Regions from separate parts of the Mus musculus genome. Here regions 2 and 3 are each linked to region 1. Evidence: chromatin loops called from intact Hi-C (ENCODE). Cell type or tissue: left cerebral cortex. All regions are shown on one strand. Each heading gives the region's core, and the rest is flanking DNA. Links, peaks and the distances in the headings are about the cores only. Region 1 holds the start of Gm26671 (a long non-coding RNA gene). Region 2 overlaps Wwtr1 (WW domain containing transcription regulator 1). Region 3 has its middle 35 kb from the start of Tm4sf1.

Region 1 (10,486 bases), core at 3,121-8,120:
TTCTCTTAACCTGATACAAGCCGATGTTATCTGGGAATAGAAATTTTCACTTGAGGAAATATCTCCATCACATCGACCTGTGTGTACATAAGTCTTTGGGATCAGTCTTGATAAATGATCACTATGGGAGAGTCTGCCCCCTATGGGTGGTGCCACTCCAGATCACGGCTGGTATTAGAAACTAGGCATAGCATTCTCTCTATCTTCAATTTCAGTTCCCACCTCTTGGTTCCTGCCAGGATTTTCCTTTTATATGGACTATGAATTAAATCCTTGCCTTTCCCCATGCTTTTGGTCATAATGTTTATCGCAGCAATAGAAAGAAACTAAGTCAGTCTGCTTGTTTTTATCTGCTTTGACCTGGTTGGCCGTCTTCACTGGCAAGCTTTGGCTATCTTTATCAAGCTTTTTTGATTTTACTTCTTTCAGTGCCCTCAAATCTAGTGGTTGGGGTGGCATGACCTCCGGAGGAGTTGCATAGTGTCACTTTTCATGGTGTTTATGTGTTTCTGTGTTCTGGTTGGTGCACCTTGCTGGAAGGATGCAGCTGGGTGGGTATCAATTTCCCACAGCGCTGCATCATTCTCTGGCTTTCTCACAGTGAAGGATAAATGGGTGGTTTCAGTGTGTGAACCCCTCCCCTTCCTCAAGGCTAAGGCTCAGAGCTTTAAACTCCAGCCTTAAGTAGATGAGATACCTCCCAGGCCAAGGAAGTTGGGTAATCCTTCCCTTCTCTTATCTCTGTCTGATCCAAGCCTCCTGCTGCCACGCCTTTGGCTCCTTGTTGTCCAGTGTTGCATTCCACCATGGCTGGCTGCCTCATCCTGCAGCCGGGGCAGCCAAACGGACATTCTCTGAGCTTGGGTTCCTAAAGGAACTCAGTTTTTAAAAGTGGATTATCTCTCAAAATGGCACCAGTCACTGCTCCGCAAGTCTTACAACATGAGAAACATGAGAAATGGGAACAGGGTTTCTTTCCAGTGCTGACCTGTCTTCCGGAGGAATCTTACCAAACCCCACAATCATGGCAGAGGTTTGAGAGGTCCAGCCATCCCGATTCGTGCCACGCCCCATTAACTATGAGTTTGTTCATCTTACTTCCATGTTGCCTGTTTTTTTTTTTCCTCTGCTCTTTTAAGTTATCTGAAAAAAACACCTGAAACTTTCAGGAAAAAGAACATACGTGGCGGGCTTATAGTTCTAGAGAAAAGTCCATCACTGTGTGGGGAAGCATGACAGTGAGCAGGCTGAGGACGAGGGCTTCCATTTTAAGCCAGAAGCAGGAAGTAGGCAAAGAGTGCACTGGGAGTGCCCGCTCTTGGTGACATACTTCCCTCAGCAAGGTCATATGCCTCCTAAACCCGCCCAAACAGCATCATCAACTAGGGACCAAGTATTCCAATTTCAGAAAGTATTATGGATATTTCATTTAAAGCACCACAGTATTCTTTCATTTACTTCAGGGGCTTTGGAAACTCTTTTGCTGTTTTGAATAGAATCTATTTTATCTTGTTCAGACTGCCTCATTTATAACCTCACGTAGAGAAAGCCTCTAGCCAACTATTTTTACTTTGAAGTATTCAAGCTGTACCATTGGAGAAATGGGGGCACTAAGCTGCCCAAGACACGGGGCAAAACCTGGGAGCTGGTTTTGATTCTTCCCTTTCTTCCTGTTCTGTCTCTAACTCTTCAGCGAGTCACCTGAACGCTGCTTCTACTGTTCTATCAGGCATCCATTTCTCACCTTCTGTATGATACCTCTGTGCAGTAGTAGCCATTAGCATCTCTTAGCTGGAGTGTTGATGCGCCTCCCTAGGCAGTGTGCATGCTTCAGACTATTCTGTCACCTTCCGTGTCTCCACATGTGGTCCGAGGAATTCTTTAAAGCATCAGTCATCAGTCCGCTGGGTAAGCATGTATCTTGATTGTAAAATTCCTGTAGAAAATTAGGAACTTAACCATGGTCTGTGGGTTATTAGGCAGAAAGGCAGCTCTGGGAAGGGAAGATCAAATAAATTCTCAACAAAACAAAACAAACAAAAAAACCAAACAAAACCATACAACAACAAAGCACACTTGGGAGTGGGTGATTCTAGCTTGGTTATTTTGAATTGGTTTCAGATTTTACCTGCCAGGAAAGCACGAACGTACGTGTGCCTGATTCCTTTTCCCCCTGTGAAAATGTCAAAAACAGAGACGCTTACGGCTCTTATTAATTTATGGCTTAAACATATACTCGCACGTTGTATGTATAGTTTGTCTAATTCTGAGTAAATGGGCTTCTAAGAACGTGCTCCTACCTGGAAGTGTCCACCCTGAGGCAGGACAGAGAAAGGAATATAAAACTGCTCTTATTCTAAAGAGTGTGTTGCTGTTTCCGTGTTGGTTAAATTTAGACTCGGACTGCGTGCTCTGTTTGCTGTGTCCTGTTTGAACTCGGCTCTTTCAGGGATACAAGAAGTTAAGGCCAAGAAAACTGGAGACCCAGTCCTCAAGGTAGCCATCAGCTTACGCCCCTTTCCTCATCTACCCCTATCCCCATCACCACATTCCAGCTCTGGTTCTGTCAACAAGACCTGGGCATCTTTATCCTGCTTCAGATACTTAAATGGCTCATTGCGCAGGTCTCCGGCTTTCCTGAGATGGCCACTCTTTGCCTGTCCAACCTCAATTACTCCTCATTGTTTCTATGTTATATTTGCTTTACTTCTCATATAATATTGAACATTCTCTGAAGTCATCTTAGTTATTGTTGATCATCAGTTCTACACCAGTGCTAACCTGGAACTCTAAATCATTATGATAAAAGGAGTTATTGCACATTTATCCAGTTTACTACGAAGAAGGAAACAGTAACTTGAGTATAATACAAATGATACCTCATTGATGTCTGGAAATCATTCCCAGAGGTAAATATCATCACAACGACTTCAAAGGGACCCAGGCAAGTTACAAAATTTGCTTGAGGCTCAATCAAGATCACGCTGTAAATGAGCAAGAAGGACGGATGCCTGATGCCAAAGGCTGTGTCTCCCACTCACAACGCCTCTCCAACAGATTTCACATATCTGTGGTAAACCGATGGTTAGTCTTGGTTGTCACACCTGGGGAAAGGGAACATCAACTAAAGAGTTGCCTTCACTCAAACTGGTGGCCTCTCTGTGGGGCCTTTACTTTATAGTTAGTTAATGTGGGGGGGGGGGCAGCCCATTGTGGGAAGTACAACAGTCAGGTGGGCCAGAGTGCTATAAAATAGAAACCTGCACAGAAGCCTGAAAGCAATGAGCCTCCTTGGTTTTTGCTCAGGTTCCTGCCTTACGTTCTTGCCCTGACTTTACCCAAAGATGGGCTGTGATATGAAACTGTGAGCCAAATGAACTTTCTCCTCCAAGTTGCTTTTGGTCCTGGTGTTTATCACAGCAACGAAAAGCAAACTAGAGAAAGTAGGTACTTTTCTACCTGCTTTTGTACTAAAGATGTCGCTAGTTAGGGATGTTAATATTGAGAAATGAGAAGGACTTTGATTTCCAGGTGGGGTGGAGTTGGAGAGGTGAAATTCATCATATAACGTGTATCCAGTACTCCTTAATATTTTTTTAGCTACTTGACTTAAAAATAAATTCACACATACACTAAAACTTTGGAATTGCCTATGTCAATTCTAAACGAAACAAAACGCAATTCCTGCATTGTCTCCTAAATTGGTGAGTATCTTGGATTTTTAAATCTATTGAGCAGATTTCTGTAGCAGTTGTACTTAAAAAAAATCAGGAACATGGTACCTCAGATGTTTCTAACGTACAATGGTTAGTAACATGATGCACACATGCTAATTATTTTCCTGTTGTACCAATCATAAAACCAGCAAAGATAGCAATACAGTGCTAGGAGTCCCAGAGGGGACCTTTTAATGAGACCTCATTCTGCTTCACTTTGTGTCTTTGTTGCCTGGGCTCCCCACGCGGAGAGTACAGGCATGGGTCACCATACCCGACTCTGATGTAATGCTTCCTTGTGTTTAAATGATAACTGTGGCACAGTGCCATCCTCTATAATGCTGCCCTCCTATGAAAATCATTCCCAAGTTTGTTTACAAACAGTTGACAAAATTCTGAACATTAAAAACTCTAAACATTGAAGATTATTTGTGTCGAATGCAGAAGTTATTCTGATCCTCTGAAGCCTAAATACTCCCGCAACTAGATTTAACCACAGTTGTCAAAGAAACAAAAAAATATAACACTCAAGCCAAGCATCTGCATAGTGAGTTTCAGGACAGGCAGGACTATGTTGAAAGACTCTGTCTTTAAAAAAAAACAAAAACAACCAACCAACCCCACCTGGTGTAGATCTCTGTGAGTTAAAGGTCAATCTGGTCTATATGGCAAGTTCCAGGAGAGCCGAAGCTACCTAGTGAGGCCTTGTATCAGAAGAAAAAGAAAGAAAGAAAGAAAGAAAGAAAGAAAGAAAGAAAGAAAGAAAGAAAGGAAGGAAGGAAGGAAGAAAGAAAGAAAGAAAGAAAGAAAGAAAGAAAGAAAGAAAGAAAGAAAGAAAGAAAGAAAGAAAAAGAAGGAAGGAAACAAAATAAAAAAACAAAGGAATAGATAAAAAGCATTTGTCCCTAGTGTGCTTTCTAAGCCCCCATGATGGCTCTGGGTTTGATCCTCGGCACCTTGGAGGTCAGGGAATCCTACAAGTTCTGAATCAAAGGAGAATAACAAATACTCTTACTTGGCATTAGAGACTATGCCTATGTATTTGTACTTTGATATTTCCTCCTAGATAATTTACTTGTTTTATGTTTTGTTTTGTTTTTTAAGACAGGTCTCACTATGTAGCTCTGGCTGTCCTGGAACACACTATGTAGATCAGGCTGGCTTTGAACTCATAGAGACCCACATGCCTCTCTGTCTCCTAAGTGCTAGGACTAAAGAAAGGCATGTGTTATGCCTTGCTATTTCTTTCCTTTTTTGTTCCTTCCTTCCTTTCTTTCTTTCTTTCTTTCTTTCTTTCTTCTTCTTTTTTTTTGAATTACATGTTTTGTGTGTGTGTGTGTGTGTGTGTGTGTGTGTGTGTGTGTGATGTGTGATTGATGTGTATAGGTAGGTACATAGGTGCCACACTGCACTTAGGTGGAGGTCGGGGGACAACTTTTGTGACTCACTTTCCTTCTTTCAGTCTGGGCTCCTGGATTGAATTCAGGTTTTAAGCCCTGGCAGCAGGGAATCTTACTGGCTGAGCCATTTGGCTAGCCTCTGTTTTTTGTTTTTAATTCAATATCTTTATAAGTAGGCATAACATTTTATAAGGGAACAATGATTGCTAAGTGGTGTTGAATGTATATTTTAGGATCACTCCACAAATATTAACAGGCATAGATAATAAAATATTTTATTAGATATGATCAACTTTGAAATGATAAGAATAAATGTGATAATTTCATTCATAATAATAAACATATAAAATGGCTCAGGGAGTACAGAAGGGCACTTGTTATCGATTCTTAATCCCTGGTTTGATTCCCTAGGTCCCGAACGGTAGGAGAACCAGCTTCTACAAGGTAGTCTCTGACCTTTCTACACACACACACACACACACACACACACACACACACACTGAAACATTCTTTTAGAATAAAACAGTGCTCTTAGTAATACCACTTGCAGATTACTGACTCGCCGATTTGGCAGGAGCGTGGGCTTGTTAACGTCCCCCACCCTGAGCACTTTGTAATTACATGCCGCTCTGCTCCTTTTCTTTTGCACGCAGCGTCGTTCCAGCTTGCTTCGTTAGCTTTGAAGACGCTCTGTATTTAGCCGAACACAAAGAAAAATCAGCAAGAACAGATGCTGGGCTGATCTCTTACCTCTGTTAAGGACTACGCTGTTTAAGTTTGATTGATAAAGAGGGGCTTTCTCCCGACTGACCTTAACTCTCTGTCCCTAGGGTCCAGCGATGAGTTAAGGCAGCCACCAGGAAAGGCTTTGGGTCGTTAGCAATGGCCCAGTTAAGTGTTCCCTCAAGTTGGTTCTGGAACAAATCCAGAAGACAAATTTTGGAGTGAAAGGTCCCACAAAGTGATACTTAAGGACGTGCGCCCTCTGGTGTTTAAGGAGCGAAGGACAAGAGGAAAGCTAACTGTGAGGCTGTAATTGCCTGATTATGTATGGAAAGGGGATAATGAAAATACCGTCAGCTGAAGTACAGAAATAAAACTTCATACATCTGGAAAGGCATGTACGTAAACCTTAAAGACAGGTCAATAATAGCTTGTGAAATCAGACATTTTCTAAGTCACAAACAATACTTTGGCACATTCCTTTTTCTTAGGTTTCAAACCACCGTGTAGAAACATCCCCAATTTTGAAATTAAAAAAAAAAAATCGCCATGTCATTAAGGCTAGGATTCACATAAAATTATGCCCCCAGACTACCTATTAAGGAAATGGTTTTAACTACTGAAATATTAACCCAAATATGTCAGAAAATAATCATTCTGTTCTCTCATTGTCCCTGTGTGGACATGATAAAGTTACCAGGCCCCGGCTATCGAGGGGTCTGTAGGATAATCAAAACTAAAAAGGCTTTGGCAGTGGTTGACTGGTGACTTTTTTCTTTTCTCTCTTTTTTTCCCCTCATAATCACTACATTCAACTTGGAATTTTATTTTATTTTATTTATTTACTTTGAAACAGGGTCTCCCTGTGTAGCTTTGACTGGCCTGGAATTCTCCGAGCACACCAGGTTGGCCTTGAACTGGGATCAGAAGCCTGCACCACCACACTCGGCTCTCAACTTGGAATTTTCAGTCTCCTAAAAGCATGACTGTATAGGAATACGGACTAGAACATGAGAATTGAGAAAGGGAAGGGCAAACACGCAGGGGTGGGCAGCGTAGTGGGGTAGGGATCATAAGTAGCCACTTAGCCATATAGCTACAGGTTCTACGCCCCCCCCCCCAACAAACTCTGTGTTTCTCAGTCTCTTGTCTCCTCTCCTCTCCTCTCCTCCCCTCCCCTCCCCTCCCCTCTCCTCTCTTTTCCCTCTTTTCCCTCTCCTCCTCCTCCTCCTCCTACCTCCTCCTCCTCCTCCTCCTCCTCCTCCTCCTCCTCCTTCTTCTTCTTCTTCTCTCTCTCTCTCTCTCTCTCTCTCTCTCTCTCTCTCTCTCTCTCTCTCTCCTTTTCTTTCTCTTCCCCACACACCTCTTCCAAGCTCTCCCTGTGTACTCCAGGTTATCCGTGAACTTGACGTCTTCCTACCTTAGCCTCTGAACTGCTGGGGTTACATACAGGCTTGTGCCGCTGTACCTGGCTCCCCGGTAGTTTCTGAATTGCATCATCTTCGCCCTCTTTAAACGCACAGCGCTGTGGAATTAAGTACGCGATACTGTGAGCTATCACCACCATCCATCTACAGCTCCCTTTCATCTTGCAAAAGTGAAACCACTCACCTATTAAACCAACTCTCCATTGCTCTCCCCAGCGGTGCAGAGACCACTCTTACTTTGTGTCTCCACGCCTTTGGCTAGTAAGTAGAATCATACAGCATTATGAGTGGCTTATCTCACCATAGCACCACAGCCTCAGGATTTAACTCTTTTGTAGCATACTCCAGAGCTTTCTTAAAGTTGAATAATGGTCCATTGCAGTGGTTCTCAACCTGTGGGTCATGACCCCTTTGAAGGACCCTTTCACAGGAGTCCCATATCAGATGTTTACATTATGATTCATAACAGTAGCAAAATTACAGTTATGAAGTAGCAATAAAACAATTTTATTGTCGGGTGTTACCATAATCCATGAGGAACTGTATTAAGAGGTTGAAGCATTAGGAACTTTGAGAACCACTGTTCTATTGTAAGCATATGGTTCCCACTCACCTGTTGATGGAGGCTTGCTTCCATGAAAATGAAGAAGTAAATAGCTATGTGAATAATGCAACTATGGATCATAGTGGACCAATACTTCAAGACCTCACTTTCAAATATCTGGGGGCAAACATCTAAAACCAGCACGCCATCATCACATAGCAATCTGTTTCTGATTTTTGAGAACGGCTAACTTGTCACTCAGGAGCTGTATTGCTTATATTCCTTCTGTGAGGCCACAGGGGTTCCAATGTCTCCACATCCTCACTAATTCTTCTTTTCTATTGTTTTGATGGTAATGTTCCAACAGGTATCAAATGGTATTTTATTTGTGTTCTTGTTTTTGTTACTGGAAACAGTGTTTTACTAAGTAGCCCTGGCTGACCTGGAATTTCCTGTATAGACCAGGCTAGCCTCTGAGTCACAGAGATAGGACTGCCTCTGCCTCTCTGCCTCTCTGCCTCTCTGCCTCTCTGCCTCTGCCTCTCTGTCTCTCTCTGCCTCTCTGCCTCTCTGCCTCTCTGCCTCTGCCTCTCTGTCTCTCTGCCTCTCTCTGCCTCTCTGCCTCTGCCTCTGCCTGTCTCTCTGCCTCTGCCTCTCTGCCTCTCTGCCTCTCTGCCTCTCTGCCTCTCTCTGCCTCTCTGCCTCTCTGCCTCTCTGCCTCTCTGCCTCTCTGCCTCTCTGCCTCTCTCTGCCTCTCTGCCTCTCTGCCTCTCTGCCTCTCTGCCTCTCTGCCTCTCTGCCTCTCTGCCTCTCTGCCTCTCTCTGCCTCTCTGCCTCTCTCTGCCTCTCTGCCTCTGCCTCTGCCTGTCTCTCTGCCTCTGCCTCTCTGCCTCTCTGCCTCTCTGTCTCTCTCTGCCTCTCTGCCTCTGCCTCTCTGTCTCTCTCTGCCTCTCTGCCTCTCTGCCTCTCTGCCTCTCTGCCTCTCTGCCTCTCCGGTGCTGGGTTTAAAGGCATGTGCTACCCTGCTGTTCTTTTCATGGGACTTTTGACCCGGATTTCCTGAATGATTAGTGACCTTAAGCATATTTTCATATGCCTACTGGCCATTTGTAGATCTTCTTTGGAGAAATTCAAATCCCATGACTGACTACCTTTGAGTAAGAATGCTGGTGTTTTTGTTATTGAGTTACAGAATTCTTTGTATGTTCTGTTTATTTTTTTATTTTTTTGTCAAACATGTGACTCACAAATGTGTGATGACTAAAGAAACTTTTTATTCTAGGCATCTATGTTGGAGTCAGAGACAAACACCTACTAGCTGTGCCTGGAAGATAAGTTAACCTTTACTCAGTGACCTTCATCCAGACATGTACACCTGGGACCATCTACTTCTTATGATATGACTAACTGCATTTTTGGCTTCTGTAACCTGCTTATGCAGACATTCAAGGACTATTGTGAGGTAGCCTGACTATCTAATCTTGGCAGAGCAGAATAGCTCCTGGATTGCTTGTGTAGATACTCAAGGTATTCTTGTGAGTTTCCCCTTAAAAATCCTCCCCTCACCCCTTTTGGCATGGCAATTTCAAGTTTGTCTCAGAGATTGTTGTCCTGCTAGCAGTAATGAATAAATCTCTAAATTATTATTATTTTTGAGACAGGGTCTAACAGCCCTGTCTAACAGCCCTGGCTGTCCTGGGACTCACAGAGATCTGCCTGCCTCTGCCTTCTGAGTGACTGGATTAAAGGTTTGTGCCACCAGGCCTGGTTAAATTTTCATTATAATTTGATTGAGTCTTTCCCCAGGGATCAGGAACACCATAACAAATACAGCCTGCCATTCTGTGTTGCCTTTGTATACTGCTGATATTGTCTTTAAAATTTAATTTTTAGATTTTTTAAAATTTTATGCGTATGTGTTTTCTACCTGCATGTATATATGAGTCTGAAGAGATTAGGAGAAGGGGGTGTTAGTTCCCTTAAAAGGGGAGTTACAGATGGTTGTGAGCAGCATGTGGGTTCTAGGAACTGAACTGAAACCCTCTGAAAGAGAAAGTTCTCATACACTGAGCTATCTCTCCAGCCTCTCCACTTAATTATTTCTTCTTTAATTTTCCTAAGAAGTGCTTTGCAGTTGTCATCATACAGATTGTTTCATTTCCTACGCATATTATTCTTCTTGCCATAGAACTAACAACACCGCTTTCTTTCAAGGTTGATCATTTCTGTTGCTGCGATAAACATTGACCAACAGCAATTTCAGGAGGAGGATTTATTTCTTTTGGCTTACAGGTTACAGTTTATCATTTTTCGGGAAGCCAAGGTAGAAACCTGGGGAACTGAAGCAGAGACCACAGAGGAACACTGCTAGTTCAGCTACACTTTTCATGTGTCTAAGGGATGGACTGCCCACAGTGGGCTGGGCCCTCTCACATCAATCATTAACCAGAGAATGCCCCACAGACTTGCCCATAGGCTAACTGGGAGAGACAATTTCTCAAGTGAGATTCCCTCTCTCGAGTATCTCTAGGTGTGTATAAAATTGATTAAAAACTAACCAGAAGAATGTTCAAGAAATTTCTTTTAGTGGAAACTTGTTTTCCTATATAAAAATCATTTGTAAACAGAAACAATTTTCTTTTTGAACTTAGATATCGTCAACCAAAGAAACAGTTC
Region 2 (10,486 bases), core at 2,494-7,493, 160 kb before region 1:
ACAGCCAGAGGTACATAGAGAGACCCTGTATCAAAATTAAAAGGAAGGAAGGGGGAGGGAGAGAAGGAGGGAGAGAAGGAGGGAGGAAGGAAGGAAGAAGAAAATCTGTGTCCCAACACCAAAGTGCAAACTTCCTTAAGAGACTATTTTGTTGTTTGGACATGGTCTACTCTATAGGATGCACAGGCTGGGGACTAGAAAAGTCAAGCTTGTTGTCTTCTTGTAAATGGCTGAAGTGGGATATTATGTTAGAACAGGATCCTCTGAGTTATTGATTTTCTAAATGACCACTGTCAATCCCTTCTAAAACTAGTGAGTAACATGAAAATATCAGCATGCCTGGAGAACCAAAAAGAGTATTATTTCCCAGTAAAAAGAGTGGACTGTTCATTACAACCAAAAAGAGGGTACAGCACAGTCACCTCACTGCAGTTATGTATAATTCTGAGGAAAGGGAAATACTAAAAAGGATGGGGGTGGGTCTTAAAATCTCACATCTATGTGAAATCATATTTGCACAAACTCTGAAAGGTCTATATTTAGTAATAGCAGACTGAGTGGAATTTTAGTTTATGTTGAAGGCTTGTGTTTCCCATTGGATTTTAGGATTGCCAAAATCAAGGGGACAATGTGAAAATGAAAACACTACAGACAGTGGAAGGCTGCGTGCCCACCTGTATCCATCTCGTCCATGTTGCTGAGGAAGTCTTCTGGAGTTGTGGGGACACTGTAGCACCCTAACCCCAGGCCACTGTCTGTGCTCTGCTCCCGTGAATGATAGGGCCCTCTGCAGAAAATAAAAATAAATAAAGGAGACCTCAATGTGAGTCTACTCAATAAAGTTCAAAATTAAAACACAGTCACAGAACTCAATCAGTGAAAGGGAGAAAATTACGTGGCCCTTTTCATTTTGAAACATAACCTGATCTTACCAAAACCAATCAATTCTATGCACTAAAACTGGCCACTCACCATACAAGGGCAGGGGTTTCCTTACTGACTCAAAATAACCACTTGGACTCTATTCTACATATAGATAATATCTATGTAAATATTTTAAAAACCAGAAAATAGTGCTGAATTATGCTCATAGATACGAACAGTCATGGTAAAAGAACTCTGTATATAACCACTCGTGGTGGTCCATGTCTATAATCTCAACACTCAAGAGGCTGGGCAAAGGGGATCCAGAAAAATAGCAAAGTTCACTGTGACAGAAACACACCACTTTCTGCAGAGTGGCTGCTTCTGAGGAAAGAAGGAAGTTTTCCTTTCACCAAAAATACCCGTGAATTTTCTTGTATTGTGTACCATGACATGCTTTTAACTGCACTCTTACTCGAAAGAATTTCAAGATTCTTGCAAGTGATTACCAAATAGCACTGTCCTGTTTAAATGTGAAGTTCAGTCTCACGTACAAATCACTGAAGGATATATTCCATGACATGTGACTACGTTTTCCTTTATTCTGTCATCCGCCCCCAACTCTCTCCCCATCCCCAAAGCTCCCTGCCTTTCCACAGTGTAAACAAACACCCCATTACAGTCTAAACCATGGGGAAGAAAGCAAAAGTCAGTGGTCCCCAGTGTAAACTTACCCATTGAGGAAAGGATCTGAGCTACTGTTGGTGACAGATCTCATATCTGTGCTCATGGCAGGCGTGTTGACAGGGGCCATGGTCTCGGTTTCCATGGGGAGCTGTCGGCAGAGGGCAGCTTCCTATACAAGAGTCAGAGGGGAAAGAGAGTTACTCAATTGCCACAAAGGGTTGCATCATAATATACTTCATGGGAAAACTGCTCACCAAACACAAAACACTTTATATATATTTCAGTAGATCAAAGTCACTAGATTAGTGTCCTTCTTCCACAGTCTTCAAGGCATGTCCTTCTCTTCTACTCCCAGCTAACTGAACCTAAGGGGACACTGGACCTCTGGGAACTTACTCTGAAAAACATGCACCTGCCCATGGAGTTGTTAAGATACACAAGCCATACCATAGCCACTCAAGATACTTTCTCACTGACAAGTCAGTTTTGCTCTAGAGTCTCAGACTAAATCTAAAAACAGTCAAAGTAACTGGACTCCTCTGGACTAGCATGCGAATCTGGTCTCTCCCATTTACATGCTAGTGTAAATGGAAGGTTTAGAATCCAGGTTCTACATGAATTTACACTTAGCAGTTGGTGTTAATCACCACATGAACAATACAACCAGTTTTAAAGTTTGCTTTAAGAAAATAGTTGCTCTCTGACCTACATACGCATGTTACATCATGAATGTATGTGTTGAGATGGCTCCATGGTTAAAGGTGCTTACTGTATAAGCCTAGCAACTTGAATTAAATCTCCAGGCACACATAAGGGTAGAAGGGGAGAACTGACTCCACAAAATTGTCCCCTAGCCTCTACATACAAGGCTTGGCACAAGTATGCCCATACTTACATACACACAACATACTTACTGACATACACACAGAATAATGATAATGTTGAGTTGATTAGAATGGCTGAAAATTGGAGAAAACTGGAGATCCCATAGACAATTAGATGTTTGGTGGATTATAGATTTAAAATTTTTAAGCTAGCATTAAAACCATGAAGAATCAGTCCAAAATGTTATGAACTTGACTGCAGCGGTACACTCCAGCTAGAGATGACCAGGTGTCAGACCCCTTTCAAGTTGATAGCTATCTCCAGGGAAGAATATTCTCATATGCTTACGCTTACATCCAAAACCAAGGACGGGCCCTGGCCACACTTCTACAATTTCCAAATGGATGTCATTGATCTCATACCCTTAAAATTCATAAACCATGAAAGAGAACATTCTGGCTATATGAGTTCTAGGATGTTGGTTAGATCTCTTCATGTGATGGTATAGGGATGGTTCTGATGCTAAGGTCCTGTTCCCCAATTGGTTCTTGATCTGTCAGTAATGAAGTCATGGGCCAATTGCTGGGCAGAAGGAACAGGCAGAACTTCTGGGTCCCTGGAGGCAAGCAGACAGACACAAAGGATTGGGCCTGGGGGGAGTGTTCACTATGCTTCTGAGGGAGAAAAGGTGACCAGCCTTGTGAGATCTCGGATGCAGTGGCCATGGGCTGCTCCTACAGGCCGGTGGTTGGGAGTATTTAGCTGGGACCAGATGTAACAGAGCAACTAAAGTTGAGGGCAGGTGGAGAGGTGCAGAGCTAAGAGTATTGATAAAGACATGCTTCTCCAGGCAGGAGACAAGTAGCACCCAGCAATTGTGCCAAAAAGGCAAGGGGGACTTGAACAACTGTGTGTATCCATGTTTTTTATCCATGGATTCGAGGGAAACTGGGCAGGGGCTGGTAGCTCAGCGCATTCCCAGAGCATAGGCGGAGTAGCAAAAGCTACATGCAACATGAAGGTTAAAGTATTGCTGTTTAGACAATGAAGTTACCAGCTAGAAAACTCTTGTTCTAGCTGGTAAAAGTTCTTGTGTTCACTGTACCATTACTAGTACTTACTATGGTGGTATAAGTTACAAACCATGAAAGGTCTGTTAAGAAACTACACTGTTGATATGAGGAGGAATAAAATAACTGGCAAGAAAGGGCCCCTGGTCCTTCTGTTTATCTTGACGCAAGTAATGAGAATGCATTTCATTCAATAATACACAAAAAAGCAAGTTAAAAATGGAGATTTGAGGGCTAGTGAGATGGCTCAGTGGTTAAGAGCACTGACTACTCTTTTGTTGATCATGAGGTCAAATCCCAGCAATCATGTGGTGGCTCACAACCATCTGTAATGAGAAACAAATAAAAAAAAACCTATGGGCCAGAGCAAGCGAGGCCAGAGCAAGAGGGAGAAGGGAAGGGGAAAACAAATGGAGATTGGAAACTATCCAATAAGGCTTTCCTGAAAGTCTCCTGCAGAAGGCAAAGCTTGAACCTGGGGTGAGTAAACTTGAGACTACCACAAACTCTTACAAGCACTCACATATGCTGAACCTCTTGGCATGAAAACAACTGGTCAGTGATTTATATTCTAGCAAATACAAGAATCCTTTGGCTAATAGCCTCACTATCTAATAGTGCACACACATATTCATTCTCATATTCTCTCTCTCTCTCTCTCTCTCTCTCTCTCTCTCTCTCTCCCTCCCTCCTCCCCTCCCTCCCTCCCTCCCTCCCTCCAAGAATAGCTGCATTTCCTATTAACCAAGTGGAGAGAAATCAGCTCCTGAAAGTTGCCCTCTGATCGCCACATGTGTACTATGGCACAAGTGTGCTCACACATGCACTAAATAAAAGATAAAGTAAAAACTTTCTTAAAAGCAGGAAAGGGAACTTCTTGGAAGGAAGGAGGTTACAATCGAGAGGGTGAGTAGAAAGATGTCAGAGTGTAGTGAGGGGTAAATAAGCATAATATATATGTATGAAAATGTCAGGATGAAATCCATTTCTTTGTATGCTAACCAAGAAAAAATAAATAAAGACTATATAACAAAGGGTAAGAACCTGTAGAATGCGGATGGGAGATGCTCACTGCTTTTCCACATTTTAAATCCAAGAGAAGTGCTATCCCATTCTTCATCATTGGGTCCTAACTAGTTACACCAGTCTCCAAGTCACCAAAAGAGGAAATGCTATATCCTGTCTGTAGGGGTCTCACTGGATCATGTTTCTACCTTCTTCAAGTAACTAACAAAATGCAAGAGACTGCAGAGGGCTCTTTTAACCCTAACAGCATTAAAAAAGTAAATAAATCGGACCATTTATTATTAACAATGCAATGGAATGACTTGTTTAAGATTATTGTACGATTATTCTTGGGTCACAGACCATTCCAAAGAACAGCTAAATATAAGGAAGACCTCTGCTTCCTACCCTACCAGGATGGATAGTGGAGTCACATCTTGCCTGTAGCCCAGTGGCCAAAAAACCATCCCAGCCTGGCTCTGATACAGTCTCCCAATCTTAGTGTCTGGCTTTAACATTGCTTCCAGCTCCTGAATCCATACAATTATTCCCTCTGTCTGGAACACACGTCCCACCGAAGCCCATTTCCCTTAGTTACTAACCTACAAATGCCAGGTATCAAGACACTCCTCCCTGCCCCTATCTAAAAGGTCACCTCCCACCACCCATGACTGTCTGTCTTTTAACCTGCACCTATTTTCTTCACAGCAACTTGGGTTTTATCTGTCCTCCCCAATGAATGACCCATGAAGGAAGGGATCTTATTCACCATGTTCATGCCTACACACCCACTACCTGTAACCATGTTAAGTATGTAGTAGTAGATACCCATAAAATACATTCTGAGTAAGTAAATAAGAAATAGTATTTATTCAAATAGAAACATTTAAAAAATATGCTGGTGATAACAAAATGAGAAATAAAAGGAAAAAAATCACACCTTCAACCACAAATTAGTACACACGCTGCCTAGTTAACAGTTCACCTGAATCCTCCTCCACTGTCCCTAACATAAGATGCACGGTGCTAAGTGGCCAGTAACAGAAACAGCAGCACCAAATACTTGGATGTGAATTCTGGCCTTGCTGTGTCCCATTGAGGTATTTCACAATTTTGTCCCCTACCACCTCACAGCGGGGGAATAATAACACCACATGTGCAAAATGCTGCTGTTATGACAAAGATGCTCAGAACAGAGCTTGCTCCAGAAGTCACTGCATCGATATCTAATGTCACCTCACCTTGTGTTCTACATACCAATCTCAAAAACACAGGTTAAAGACAAAATAAAGACACTGGCAGTAAAGGACTTGCCTAAGAGGTACAAGGAAAACCATGGGTTCCATCCCCAGAACTACAAAAATAAGTGTGTAAGCAGATAACTTTAAAAGTATCCCTCAGTGTTGTGTGGAATAGATCCACTTTGATACCTAAGAGTTTCCTCCTAGTCACCTTTCACCTTTGAAAGATTAAATCAGAATGTGAAAATTCATCACAAGGCTAAGAAAACTTACACTGCCTAAAATTAGGTTTAACTATAGAGTGGTGAGAGTTGTATTTTATAATATAATAGTTCTACATTTAGAACTTTTAAAATTCTACCTGCCTGGTTTCCCACTGTTGTGTTTTGTTTTTATTTTGTCAAGTTGACACACGTTAAAGTCATCTGGAAAGAGGAATCTCAGTTGAGAAAGTGCCTCCATCAGATAGCTGACAGGAGAGTCTTTGGAGCATTTTCTTGGTGGGAGGACAGCCTAGCTCACTGAGGGCAGGGCAGGACTACCCTAGGTAGGAGGTCTTAGGTTATACAAGAAAGCAGGCTGACTGAGTAAGCCAGACAACACATTCTTACAGGCCAGGCTCCTGCCTGTAGGTTCCTGCCCTGCCCTGCCCTGCCCTCCCGCAGGTGATGGGATAAATATAAGATGGAATAAAGCCCATCCTTCCCAGGTTGCTCTTTTGTCATGGTGTTTTATCATAGCAACAGAAACCCAAGTAAGACAGTCCTGTTTTGAAAGGTTAAAAAAAAAATCCCCATATCTGCCCACAAATTTGGGGGGTGGGGGACAATACCAAAGGCTAAAAATAAAGGACCAACCTCCCCAGTATGTCCTTATCAAAACTGGGTAATTAAAGTCTAGATCAGAATGCTTTTGACTGTCACCTGATAGCTGAAGCCCTTCTATAAGCAAAAGGGCAATCATCCACCTTTACCTCAACCATGAAGAGTGCTCAAAACTAATTATCATCCTCTCTCGTCTTGGCAGGTGTGCTGGTTAGTTTACGTCATCCTACACAAACTAGAGTCACCTGGGAAGAGAAGCTTGCATCTGTAAGACTGGCCTGTGGGCAGACCTGTGGGGCACTTTCTTGATTGATGACAGATGTGGGAGTGCAAGCTGAGCGGCCTAGTGGAGAACATTCCTCCATGGTTCTTGCCTCGGTTCTTGCTTTGGGCTCCTCCAGCCTTGGCTTCTTCCTTAAAGGATGGACTGTAGCTGGTAAGACACTCTTTTCTCCTTCAAGCTGCTTCAGGTATTTTATCACGGCAACAGAAAGGCTAACTATTGTGGTCTATTCACAGGGCACCACAAGCCCTGTCTAAAACAGGCCTCTGATTTCTCCACATCTCAGTACTTCAGGTCTCTCTTCCTCCAAACACATCTTACCCAGCTTTAGTATTTAGGTTATACAGCCACAGTGATGTAAGTTAAAATAGCACCAAACCTGCCCAATCTAGGCCTATAGCTTGTAAATAAAATACCAGGATTGTGTGTCTTTTACACAGACTAGCTAGAATAGAAAAACACCAATTACAAGATTCTAGACAGACAATCACAAAGAATAGACAATGGACAGGCATTAGGATGTTCATCTAACCCCTATATTGCTGTTCTCTGGTCTTACATCCATCTCCAGGAACATCATTACTTCTGCAATTACTCCAGCTGACTTCCCTGCCATGCCATCAAGCCGTGTGTCAGGCGTTGGGCAGGTCTATCAGTGCTTTCACCAAGCCACACAATGCATGAGCATGACCACTGGAGAATATCGGGTCTTCGAGGAGTCAGGATATCACAAAACTCAAAGGCCTCGCAATGGCTCTTAAGCTACTAGTGAACTACAAGATCCCTCCAGTCACAGATTTGTGGCAGACAGAATGAAGAAATTTCTAGTTGTAATCAGGTAAGGTACTGGCTACTTCTCAGTTCTGTGGGCTATTTGCCAGTGGAATTCTCAAGAAGTAGTTAAGGATGCTGTTGAACCTGTCCTGAGCTTGGCATAACAGAAAGCAGTGATGCAATGCAGAGAAGAGGACTTTAAAATCACAAGAGTTCAAATCCCAGGTCAGTTACAATAGAGCTGTGAAATTTTAAACTAAATTCTTTTTTTAAATTATTTTTTTAATTTAAAGCTGGAGAGATGGCTCAGCAGTTAAGAGCACTGACTGCTCTTCCGAAGGTCCTGAGTTCAAATCCCAGCAACCACATGGTGGCTCACAATCATCTGTAATGAGATCTGACGCCCTCTTCTGGGGTGTCTGAACACAGCTATAGTGTACTTACATATAATAAATAAATAAATCTTTAAAAATTTTAATTTAAAAAATGCTATTTATTTATTTTTACATGTATGGGTTGGGGGGGTTGTTTGTTTGCCTGCAGGTATGTTTGTTCACCAAATGTGTGCAGTGCCTAAGCTATTCAAAAAAGAAGATGGGGGACCCCCTTGGAACTAGCATAAGAGCTGGTTTTAAACTACCATGTGAGTACTGAGGTCTGAACTCTGGGTCTTTGGACAAGCAGTCAGTGCTCTTAAACATCTCTGCAGCCCCTTGGACTAAATCCTTGACAGTTCATTTAAGATGCTTTATGAAGCATCTTGTTGGACATAGATCAAAGAACACAGTGAGACAAACAATAGAAGGTGTCATGGACGGCACAGAAAGATTTGCGAGGCAAAGAGACTTGACTAGACTTTGCAAAAAAAACATGTGAAGCCTGAACACAGGACTCCATTAACTTAGTTTACTGATGAGGAAACAGGGCCAGAGAGAGTTAAGTGGTTTTCCCAGAGCCCTGTAGCTAACAGCAGGTGGAGCCAGTGTCTAAATCCAGGCAGTTTGACCTCTGAGGCTATTCCGGTAATTTCCACAGACAGTACCAGGGAGAAGGCAGTGAGGACTGAAGTTGGCAGGCCTCAAATTCAAACCCTTTCACCTACTACTGGAGATGAAACTTGGGCAAGTTACTTCATTTCTCTGATCCTGTTTTCCCAGCTATAAAATGGAAATACCAACCCCATGACCTCATTCAGCTTGTTTAGAAGAGAACTTAACGAACCAGCCTATTCAACAGCACTGAGCACAGTTTTTCCTCCCCGAGCCGGGAGGAAGATGGGATTGGAAATGTTTTATGATCCTTTTCGATGTATATGGGTGGAGCTAGTATCCCGGGAATTCACACCACATTTAGCAAAGTTTTAAGGTTCGGTTTTAAAGGCCAGTCTCAGAAAGTTCTGAAAAGCTGCAGCCCTCCCTCCTCCTGCCCCCAACATTTCTTCACATACAAGCTGGGAATGGAAACCCTTTGTAAAACAGAGTCTTTGGAGTGAGTTACTGGTAATCTGTTAGCTCCCTTAAACAACAAAACCAAACGTCATTTATGGATTCAAAAGGCACCCTCCTAGGGCTGAGAAGCTGTGCGGTGGACGCAGAGGATAATGAAAGGCAGAGACAATTTGTGAGTTAAGAAGTTCTGGAAGCTTCCTCCCCTCTAGTTCCCCCACTGGCCTGCAGCTCTGTGGAATAAATCAACAGAAGAAGCTAGAAAGTAAAAGGCAATGGAGAGCGGGGCCTGGCTCCGAGTGAGTGTTTTTGGCTCGCAGGGCACCTCCCACCAGCCAGCTCCTGCCTCGGCTGGAATGTACTTCAAAGGGAGCTAACTGAATGATAATAACCTCTTCTGAGGGTGCTCAGCTTGATTTAAGTGTGTAGCCGGGATTCTACAAAAATGGAAGACCGAATTGTTTTAATTATGAAGGGTGGGGCGAGTAGAAACAAATGAAATGAAAGCGGTATTTTAAAATCCCACCGTTAAAGCGGCTATTTCAGTGCAGAGGTGCAGCTCACTCTTTCTTTCTCAAAGCCACGGAGACTGCAGAGGCAGACTGCCTGGGAAGAGGGGGGGTGGGGGGGGATCTGGTGTCAATCTCTTTTGTTGAAAGCCTGTACCAATCGATTCTAGAAATTCACTGCCACATTTCCTGGAGTGTCTCTTTGAAACACCTCGCACACACTCAGCTGCCAGACTGGCTCTAGAAAAGTGCAGATTCGAAACTCTGATACTTTGGAGGAAACATTTGTTGAGTCTGTAATTATTATCCAAAGCCTGTTATCGCCTAAGAATCACTTGAAGGAAGGAAAAATGTAGATATACTTCTGACTTAAACAAAAATGTAAAGTAGATTTTTTGAAATGGAATACTTCCTCATGCCTCTGTGATCTCATTTTCCTTAGTACAAAATAAGCCTCCAGTTTAAAACAATGACCAATTTGTTTTCGAAAGGACTTTTTATTATGAACATATTTATTTAAAGGGACAAGTACGTATCACGGAAGAGGTTGGTTTGGAGTGATGGAGCCGGGGAGTCTTTTCTAAAAAGATTTGAACTGGCACCCTTTTTCTTTTCTTCCCATTTCCACCCTTACCCGGACCAAAGACTCATCATGTAGCTCTGGTTAGCCAGAATTTGCTATGTAGACCAGGCTGACCTGTAGCAGGCAGTGGTCCTTTGCTTCCAGAGCGCTAACCTACGAGATAGACATACACTACCTTCCTTTGTGGGGGAACACAATAGACGCCCTCAACTCCTAGACAAATTCACCACTTTCCATCCCAACATGTGTGATAAGAACATGTGTTGAGTAAATATATGAATGGATGAACTTAAAACAGCCATCTTACTACAGATGACTTAGGGATATATGGTGAACGTAGGACAACAGGACCAGTCAAATGCCTTAGTCAACCCTG
Region 3 (10,486 bases), core at 3,139-8,138, 360 kb before region 1:
AGAGGAAGAAAAAGTATTCCAGGACAAAACCAAATTCAAACAGTATCTATCTACCAATCCAGCCCTACAGAGGATCCTAGAAGGAAAACTCCAACACAAAGAAGGTACCTACACCAAAGAAATGACAAGATTTTAAGGATCTCACAACAAAGTCAAAAGGAGAGACCCACAAGCACATGAAGTCACCTACAAAATCAAACATACCAGGAACCAACAGTCATTTCTCTTTAATATCTCTCAATATTAATGGATTCAACTCACCTATAAAAAGATATAAACTAACAGACTGGATACACAAACAAGATACAACATTTTGCTGCATGCAAGAAATAAACCTCAATGACAAAGACAGACACTATCTCAGCATAAAGGATGGAAAAAGGTCTTCCAAGCAAATGGTCCCAGGAAACAAGCTGGAGTTGCCATACTAATATCCAATAAAATAGACTCAACCAAAAGTTATCAAACGTGATGAAGAAGGACACTTCATATTCATCAAAGGGAAACTCCACCAAGACAAAGTCTTAATTCTGAACATCTATGCCCCAAGTGCCAGGGCACCCACATTCATAAAAGAAACTTTACTAAAGCTCAAACACACATTGAACCTCACACAATAATAGTAGGAGATTTCAACACCCCACTTTCACCAATAGACAGGTCACTGAAACAGAAACTAAATATAGACACAGTGAAACTAATAGAGGTTATGAACCCAATGGGTTTAACAGATATCTACAGAACATTTCACCCTAAAAAAAAATGAATACACCTTCTTCTCACACCTCATGATACCTTCTCCAGAATTGACCGTATAATTGGTCACAAAATAACCCTTATCTAATACAAGATTGAAATAATCCCATCCATTCTATCAGATCACTGTAGCCTAAGGCTGATCTTCAATAACAACAAAAAACCCACAAACATGTGGAAACTGAACAACTCTCTACTTAGTGATAACTTGATCAGGGAAAAAAAGAAAGAAAGAAATTAAAGACTTTTTAGAATTTAATGAAAATGAAGGTCCAACATACCTAAACTACACAAGGACCCAATCGAAAAAGAGAACTTCAAACCAATCTTGCTTATGAATATTGATGCAAAAATACTCAATAGAATTCTTGCAAACCAAATCCAAGAACACATCAAATCCATCATCAATCATGATCAAGTAGGCTTCATCGCAGGGATGCAAACTTGGTCCAATATATGAAAATCTGTTAATGTAATCCACGATACAAACAAACTCAAAAAAGAAAAATCATATGATCATCTTCTTAGATGCAGAAAAAGCATTTGACAAAATAAAACATCCCTTCATGTTAAAAATATTGGAGAGATCAAGAATTTAAGGCCCATACCTAAATATAATAAAAGCAATTTTCAACAAAGCAACAGCCAATAATAAATTAAATGGAGACATAATTGAAGCAATCCCACTAAAATCAGGAACAAGACAAGGATGCCCACTCTCCCCATATCTATTCAATATAATACTTGAAGTGCTAGCTAGAACAATAAGAAAACAAAACAAGATCAAGGAGATACAAAGTGGCAAAGAAGAAATAAAGATATCACTATTTGAAGACGATATGATAGTATACATGAACAACCCCAAAAATTCTACCAGAGAACTTCTCCAGCTGATAAACAACTTCAGCAAAGTGACCGGATATAAAATTAACTCAAATAAAGCAGTAGCCTTCGTTTATACAAATGATGAACAGACTGAGAAAGAAATTAGGGAAATAACTCCCTTCACAATAGCCACAAATAATATAAAATATCTTGGGATAACTCTAACCAAAGAAGTGAAAGATCTGTATGACAATAACTTTAAGTCTCTCAAGAAAGAAATCAAAGAAGATCTCAAAAAATAGAGAGAGATCTCCCATGGTCATAGATTGGTAGAAATAATACAGTAAAAATGGCCATCTACCAAAGGCAATCTACACATTCAATGCAATTCCCACCAAAATCCCAACATAATTCTTCAAAGACATGGAAAAAGCAATTCTCAAATTCATCTGGAAATGCATAAATCCAAGAATAGTGAAAACAATTCTTAACAATAAAAGAATGATTAGAGGAATCACCATCCCTGACCTCAAGCTTTACTATAGAGCAATAGTGATTAAAAACTGCATGGTATTGGTAGAGAGACAGACACCTTGATCAATGTAATAGTATTGAAGATCCAGAAATAAAACCACACACTTACAGACATTTGATCTTCAACAAAGAAGCCAAAAACATACAATGGAAAAAAGAAATCATCTTCCATAAATGGTGCTGGTCTAACTGGCTGTCTGCATGTAGAAAAATGAAAATAGACCCATATTTGTCACCTTGCACAAAACTCAAGTCCAAATAGATCAAGCACCTCAACATAAAACCAGATACACAGAGTCTAATAGAAAAGAAAGTGGGAAAGATCCTTGAACTCATTGGCACAGGGGGAAACTTCCTAAACAGAACTACAATGACTCATGCTCTAAGATCAAGAATTGATAAATGGTACCTCATGAAACTGGAAAGCTTCTGTAAGGCAAAGGACATAGTCAATAAGACAAATCATCAACGTACAGATTGGGAAAAAATCTTCACTAACCCCACATCTGATAGAGGGCTAATATCCAAAATATATAAAGAACTCAAGAAGCTAACCACCAAAAATAATAATAATAATAATAATCAAAAAATGGGGTATAGAACTAAACCAAGAATTCACAACAGAGAAATCTTGAATGACTGAGAAGCACCCAAAGAAATGTTCAAAGTCCTTATGATCAGAGAAATGAAAATCAAAGTGACTCTGAGATTTCATTGATCTTACACCAGTCAAAATGGCTAAGATCAAATCATTAGGTGACAACACACGTTGGAGAGGATGTGGAGAAAGAGGAATCCTCCTCCATTGCTAGTGGGATTGCAAACTGCTACAACCACTCTGGAAATCAATCTGGAGGTTTCTCAGAAAATTGAAAATAGATCTACTTGGATATCCAGCAATACCACTCTTGGGAATATACCCAAAAGATGCCCCACCATGCCACAGAGGCATGTGTTCCACTGTATTCATACCAGCCTTGTTTGTGATAGCCAGAAGCTGGAAACAACCCAGATGCCCCACAAGAGAAGAATGGATACAGAAAATGTGGTTCATTTTCACAATGGGATACTACTCAGCTATTAAGAATGAGGACATCCTGAGTTTTGCAGGCAAATGAATGGAACTAGAAAATATCATCCTGAGTGAGTTAACTCAGACCCCAAAGCACATGGTGTGCACTCACTAATAAGTGGATATTAACCAAAATAAATAAATAAGTACAGAATACCCAAGATAAAGTCCACAGAACTCAAAAAGGTCAACAAGCTGAAGGGCCCAAGTAAGGACACTTCAGTCTCACTTGGGAGGAAGAAGAAAACAATCACGAGTAGGGAGGAAGAGAGGGACCTGGGAGGGAAAGTAGACAGCAGGGGAGGAGGGATGGGAGAGGGGAACCTAATCTGCTATTAGATAAGGGAAAAGGACTGAAGCCCTAAGGGCCAGCAGAAAGAATGTAACAGGCAACCTCGGGAGGTAGGAGGCTGGGAGCCACCCTCCAGAATTCATCAGAGATTTGGAAGGTGAGAGACTCTCAGGACCCAAAGGGAGGGACCTTAAATGAAATGCCTGACAGTAGAGAGAGGGATCTTATACAGCCCACCTCCAGCAGGAAGACAGAGCAACAAGTGAGGAAGGGGGTTGTCATTCCATGGTCAAAACTCTGACCCATAATTGTTCCTGTCTGAAAGAACTGCAGGGATGGAAATGGAGAGGAGCCTGGGGAGAAGAAGGTCCAGGGACAGGTCTGAAGTAGGATCCAGCTCAAGAAGAGGTCCCAAGCCCTGACACTATTACTGAGGCTATGGAGTCCTCACAAAATGGGACCTATCAGGACTGCCCTTTAGAAGACCCAACAAGCAGATATTTGTAATCTGAAAGAGTCAGATGCAGATATTTGCATCCAACCAACAACAGAAACTGCTGACCCAGGTGGTTGAATTGGAGAAAGGCTGGAAGAAGCTGAGGAGGGGGACAACCCTGTAGGAAGACCAGCAGTCTCAATTAACCTGGACCTCCAAGATCTCTCAAACACTGGACCACCAACCAGGCAGCATGCACCAGCTGATATGAGGCCCCCAACACATATACAACAGAGGACTGCCAAGTCTAGGTTCAGTCAGAGAAGATATAACTAACCCTACAGAGACTGGAGGACCTAGGGAGCTTAGAAGTCTGGTTGGGGTGGGGTTGGGGATGGGACATCCTCGTGGAGACAGAGGGGTGGGGAGGAGATAAGGAATGTGGAACAGTCGGAGGGTGAATGGAGGAGGGGGGGTTAGATCTGGAGTGTAAATAAATAAATAAATGATTAAAACAAACTAAGTTGTCTTAACTTTAAAATCTGACAGACCTAGTCTCTGACATCTCATTCACATGTGTAAATTACTGATCTAATAGGGTTGTCATTTGTCTATACCGTTATGCATTCAAGATCAGGAGTGGCAGATGATGCTGGCTCAGACCCCCTCCTAGCCCCTCTTCTAAGTGCACTGAGATTCTTTCTGGGTGAGTAGCTATCTGCATGGACACGATGCTTTCTACTGTACACATTGTAGACACAGTCATGCCCTGAACATGCCCTGGTTTCTAGCAGGGCTCTTATGCTAAGCCACATAAACAATATCACGTTGACTAATTTATACACCCATATTCTCGTGTAATAATAAATGCTTCAAGAAATTAAGACTGGACCTAGAATAAATTAAATATTTTATCAATTAAAAATTCATGATAAGTGAGGTGAATAACTTTCCCTTAAACACGAAGTGGTGGGTTTAGGAAGATGGCTCAGCAGTTAAGAGAAGTTGACAAGCATCAATGGGAGGAGAGGCCCTTGGTTCTGTGAAAGCCCGATGCCCTAGTGCAAGGAAATGCAAAGGTGGGGAGCCAGAAGTGGGTGGGTGGGTGGGGGCACACCCTCATAAAAGCAGGAGGAAGGGGGATGGGATAAGGGGTTTCTGGGGGGATTGGGAAAGGGGATAACATTTGAAATGTAGATAGATAAAATATTCAATAATAAGAAAAAAGAAATTGTTGATCTTGCAGAAGATGTGAGTTTGATTCCCAGCTCTCACATAGTGGCTCACAACCTCTCCTAAGTCCAGTTGCAGAGAATGAGACACCTCTTCTGAGCTCTGTGGGTACCAAGCATCCATGTGCATACATACACTTATGCAAAATACTTATACACATAAATAAATAGATTATAGATAGGTGATAGATAGATAGACAAATAGTTGATAGATGATAACTGAAAATTTTTTAATCAAATGGTTACCAAAAACCACTGGTGTTTTATCTGAAATGTATCAGAGATGCTATAATCACTGCATAATTTTTCTTGATATTTCAGTTGTTGGTCTTCTCACTCTTCCATATTTCTTTTATTTTAAACAAAACTAATTAGCATACATGCAGTGATAGAAAAAATGAAGCTGAGATAATGCTCTTAGCATGAAGCAAAAGTCAGAGGCTCGGGCGAATCTACAAAAATCAGTATTATTTGGTTACCAAGTTTTAAGAATGTAACGAAAGCCAATTTATAAAGTTTACTTTAGATTGAATCTAAGAAATGGGAACTGGTCCAAGAACTTCAGATACAAAACTGAAAAGCATCACTGTCTGTCATACCTACTCCCTTCAGTATCAGGAAGGCAAGTGCCTTCCTCTCCAGGTGCCCATCTCAAGTTCAAGCTATCATTCTCAGCTCTAGGGAAGGGACCGGCAGCCCACTGCTGTCATTACTCCTGTCGGCCACATGGTGTCACTGTCGAAAGCCTGTTTATTTTTCTAAAAATGCTTCCTTCACAGAGAGTCACTATAGGGACCCTTACTGGGAAACAGAGCTCCCTTCTATAGTCAAGGCTCTTAATGATATTGTTTTGAACCCCCATTTCTGGAGAGACTGCCATGCTAGAACGGCCAAGAATAGTCTAGAGGCAGAGAGGAAACTGGAAAGGGGTGGGGTGGGGGGTGTGGATAATGCAGGCCCCTAGGTATTAACTATGGTGTTTGCTTTCTACCACGGAACACATATACCTCTTCGATAGGGACCAGTGAATTTAAATGATAGTGGTTACAGAATGCTCTGCTCTCTTCTATATTTTTCATGTTTCTCCATCATATATGGGGTTCTCATGAAGGCTACTTATGACATCCTTGTATTGCTTTGCCTCAATATCCTTTTCCCTTTTAATTTTATTTGGGGCTTATACTCTAGCATTCCATTAGATCCTAGGTACGTGCAAATCATAATGGCCTCTCCTTTTACCCATTAAAATGTGCTTACGCTCATGCCAGAACACTCAAAATACACTAACCCCAGGGCCATGGTGAGTTAGTCTTGTAATCTTAGCCCATTTATACAACGTAACAAAATACTACCCACTGTGTAATTTATAAATGACAATAATTTTTTCTCTGTTCTAGAGCCTGGGAAATCCAGGACTAAGGCACTGTCCTTTAGTGTCTCAGGAGGGACAGACTCATGAAGAGACATAGATGCTGCCTTCTAGCTGGGCCTGGGCCTGGAGGGTGGTCAGTGTGCAGGGCAGGACCTGGCACAGACTCAGAAATTCTGGACCTGGACATGGAGGGCTGATGGGGAAGGAAACAGAGAGGGCAAAAAGAAAGCATGTAGGTGGGGTTCTTGGCTGGACTTCAGTCAAGAGAACATGAGGATACAGAGCCCAGTGAGGTCTGGACAGTACAGTGTGAGGTTCCTGGCTCAGACAGGCTTTCTAATCAGGTATACACTCCCCATCTCCCCCACCCTGTTGTCATGTAAACATGCACACACATACATGGGTTTCAAAATCAGCCAGAAGCACCTCTCAGCTTCTTAACACAGCACTGTCTGCTTTTGACCAGATTCTCACATACATTATCTCAGGCAGACATTACCATTCCCATGGACAAACAAGGAAAGAGAAGCTGAGTGACACAAGGGACTTGCTTAAGGTAACAAAACTAGACAGGAACAACGGCTGAGTCCCATGTGCATCACCTCCTCATTTCTTGTCCCATTCCTTGCTCCCTTTCTAAAGATCAGCAGCATGGCTGGGCCTGAACCTGGGCCTTATTGGAGAGTCATAGCAAAGCCATTTTTTAAAAAGCAGCCAACTCCTCCAAGTTCTCAGAGGCCCTGAAATGTGAAGTGTATAGTTGACACGATGTGTTCATCTTGGGAACACTACAGCTTGTGTAAGCACTAGCTCATTAGTCCTCATAAGACCAGACATTCCCAAACAAATGAGTTAATGTTTGAAAGTTCTTGAGATCTGAAGACTGTAAGCATAACATGAATGAACTCACGGCAGCACCAGAAGCCTCTACAGCTGTCCTGAAGTAGATGGCTTGAAGGGCTGTCCTATAAAAATGTCAAGTCATGATGGTGGTGGCAGAAATGAGGTGTGCTGGGGGGTCGGAGTCAGATCTAACAAGACTGACTGATTAGGACAGAATGATACCAAAGTAGACTCAGTGGTGACTCTGGTCTATTACCAGTGCCTGACAAACAAGATGACTAGAAAAGGGTGCTAAAATTGTGTCCAGGCACATTGGAAGCGACTACTGGGAAAGACTCACGGCATTTGCCACGTGTGCAAGACTGAAGAACTTGACCTGCATGTTTCAAGAATTCATCCTTTCTGGTGGCTATTATTCTGTCTAATAGAATCATCCAAGGAGCTTTTCAATCTCTTGACTGGATGAGGCATGCCGAAGCCACTGGATCACAGCTGAAAAGAGCTGGTCACTGATATAGCTATCTCTTTTGAAGCTATGCCAGTGACTGGCAAATACAGAAGTGGATGCTCACAGTCATCTATTGGATGGAACACAGGGCCCCTAAAGAAGGAGCTAGAGAAAATACCCAAGGAGCTAAAGGGGTCGGCAACCCTATGAGGGATCAACAATATGAACTAACAGTACCCCCCAGAACTGTGTCTCTAGTTGCATATGTAGCAGAGGATGGCCTAGTCAGCCATCAATGGGAGGAGAGGCCCTTGGTCTTGCGAAGATCATATGCTCCAGTACAGGGGAATGCCAGTGCCAGGAAATGGGAGTGGGTGGGTTGGGGAGCAGGGCAGGGGGAGGGTATAGGGGACTTTCAGGATAGCATTTGAAGTGTAAATGAAAAAAAATCTAATAAAAAAATGAAATAAAAAAAAAAGAAAAAGAAAAGAGCTGGTCAGATCAACCCAAATACCTTTTAAAATGCTTGGTGTTTTTGATTGATAACTGTGACCTGCCATCCATTGCAAGTTAGTTGGTGATGTCATCTGAGTCCAAGAATCACGGTTTGTAAGGGTGACACTGTACAGAAGTAGAGAATAATTCTCAGCCTTGGCAATTGCTTGGATAGAGTAGAAACTTGTTCTTTCTTTTCCTTTTTTTTTTCCTTTTTCTTTTTCTTTTTTTTTTTTTCCTTTTTTGTGTTGTTGTTGTTGTTGTTGTTTTTCGAGACAGGATTTCTCTTTGTAGCCCTGGCTGTCCTGGAACTCACTTTGTAGACGAGGCTGGCCTCGAAATTCCAGCACTTGAGAGACAGAGGCAGGCAGATTTCTGAGTTCGAGGCCAGCCTGATCTACAAAGTGAGTTCCAGGACAGCCAGGGCTACACAGAGAAACCCTGTCTTGAAAAAAAAAAAATGTTGAAACTTGTTTTTTCAACTGCTTCAAGTTCAGAGCAAAACTGAGCAGCTCAGTCTGCATGTACCTCCTGTCTCTGTGCACACAACTGCTTCTACCCACAGGTTGCCCCTGTTAACCACTGGAAATGCTTCTACCCACATGTTGCCCCCTGTTGACCACTGGAAATACTGAGATGAGGAAGTTAAATGATACATTCCTGAGTAACCAATAGGTCTAATAAGAAAGCAAGATGGAAAGCTTGAGACAAACATTAAATCACAACATCTAAAAAACATTGGGATTTAACAAAAGTAAGTTTAAAAGGGAGCTTTCTAGCCTATGTATGTTTGGTTTTCTCAGCTAATCTAACTTATCACATACCCAACAACAAAATAACAAGTGGACTGATAAAATCAGCTGGCACTTTCCAAAAGAAAACACACTCAAATATCCAGGAAATATTTTTTAAATGCTCAAATAGTAATTTGCACCAGGGTACGCAAATTAAATTGGTTACTTACAAACAGTATCTATATTCTCATGGTGATATAAAAGATTTCAGAACATGCTGCTACCTTAAAAGCCCCATTTTCTCAGGTTCTGTCAATGCCTAAGATCCTTCATCATTGAACTTGGGGGCTAAACAGCAATTTATATTTCCTGTGTCCGCCATATTTTATAATTTACAATAAGAGTTACATCAGCAAACATACTAAGTTTTTCAATGATATATATTAATTAGGTGGAAATTAATATGGCAGCAGTTACTCCTTAACCAGCAAGCTCCCCAAATAACCACACAGAAACCTTTTAATAGTTCAAAGCTTAGGCCTTAGCTGGTCAGATTCTCAACTAGCTTATCTAAGTTAACCAGACCACCTTGTCCCATCCCATGTCTACCTATGCCTTCCAGGCCCATAACCATATCTGTCTCCTCTCATCTCTCCTACCAAAAGGGCCTTTCTTATTCTCCTTCACAGTGTTCCTTTCTTCCTCCCAAGAAGTCCTACCTTCCATTTCCTTCCCAGCTGATTAACCATTAGATCTTTATTAAAGCCAACCAGAGAATGAATTAGGTGGATGAGGAATGACAGAGACACAGCTTCACACAGTTTACCCCAATTCTAAGTGTTACTATATGATACAATGGAATGATTTTTTTAAAAAAAAAAATCAGTTCAAAAGTTAGCTGAACTGGGTCCTTCATGTCCAGGGTAATAATTTCTACCTCTTTATCAATATTACTTATTTGTGAAAACTTAATGTTTTTAGTTGCAGATAATTTCACCCCTTCTTTTGCACAGAATATTATAACAGTATCTCCAGGGTGACCAAGGCCTCAGCTATATGTGCATGTCACTATACAGCATCTTTACTATATAGCTGTACTCCTGTATCCCAAATTGTTCAACTTCTGAATCCATTTAACTACATTCCAGTCTGAAACTTTTTCTTGATTTTGTGTTTGAAATACTAGTATCAAGGTACCTTGTTATTCAGCCCTTAATGTAATGAGATCTCTGTGCCAGCAAATTTTAATATTTTGGACTTGGTGGTGAAATTCCCCCCTATAGCCAGATTGCATTTATAGCCATATATGTCAAGGCATTTAGAGCACAGGGTGAGCTACAAGGAGACATGAGATAAATCTGTAGTCTGCAGGTTCACAACAACCAAGGCAATATTCCAGCTGGCTTTGTTACTAAGTCCTTGAGTACCTTCAATCATCTTATTCAGG

What was found. A loop is a pair of places that touch in the nucleus more often than their neighbours do. Peaks named below come from ENCODE experiments on the same cell type or tissue, not always from the same donor. Only the 100,000 strongest peaks of a DNase experiment are listed, where the experiment ranks them.
Region 2: a loop joins it to region 1, with 5 times the contacts of the local background. A loop is called at or near these places in 33 of 42 quality-filtered maps.
Region 3: a loop joins it to region 1, with 5 times the contacts of the local background. A loop is called at or near these places in 26 of 42 quality-filtered maps.

Annotation. Positions count from the first base shown.
Region 1 is chr3:57,619,777-57,630,262 of GRCm38, forward strand. It overlaps Gm26671 (a long non-coding RNA gene), which reads right to left and starts at 7,581. Exons shown (of 6, transcript XR_867303.3): 1 at 7,451-7,581; 2 at 7,260-7,364; 3 at 5,928-6,030; 4 at 2,880-3,104; 5 at 1,745-1,936. In left cerebral cortex, for the core only: a CTCF peak has its summit at 6,111 (motif pointing left); DNase peaks (open chromatin) are centred at 5,741 and 6,080; H3K4me3 peaks cover 479 bases.
Region 2 is chr3:57,461,845-57,472,330 of GRCm38, forward strand. Wwtr1 (WW domain containing transcription regulator 1) reads right to left here. Exons shown (of 7, transcript NM_133784.3): 5 at 1,599-1,720; 6 at 675-787. Among named protein-coding and RNA genes, the nearest start is that of Tm4sf4, 42 kb to the left of the region's middle. In left cerebral cortex, for the core only: a CTCF peak has its summit at 4,629; a DNase peak (open chromatin) is centred at 4,634.
Region 3 is chr3:57,261,873-57,272,358 of GRCm38, forward strand. It overlaps the pseudogene Gm18660. Among named protein-coding and RNA genes, the nearest start is that of Tm4sf1, 35 kb to the right of the region's middle. In left cerebral cortex, for the core only: a CTCF peak has its summit at 5,870 (motif pointing right); a DNase peak (open chromatin) is centred at 5,876.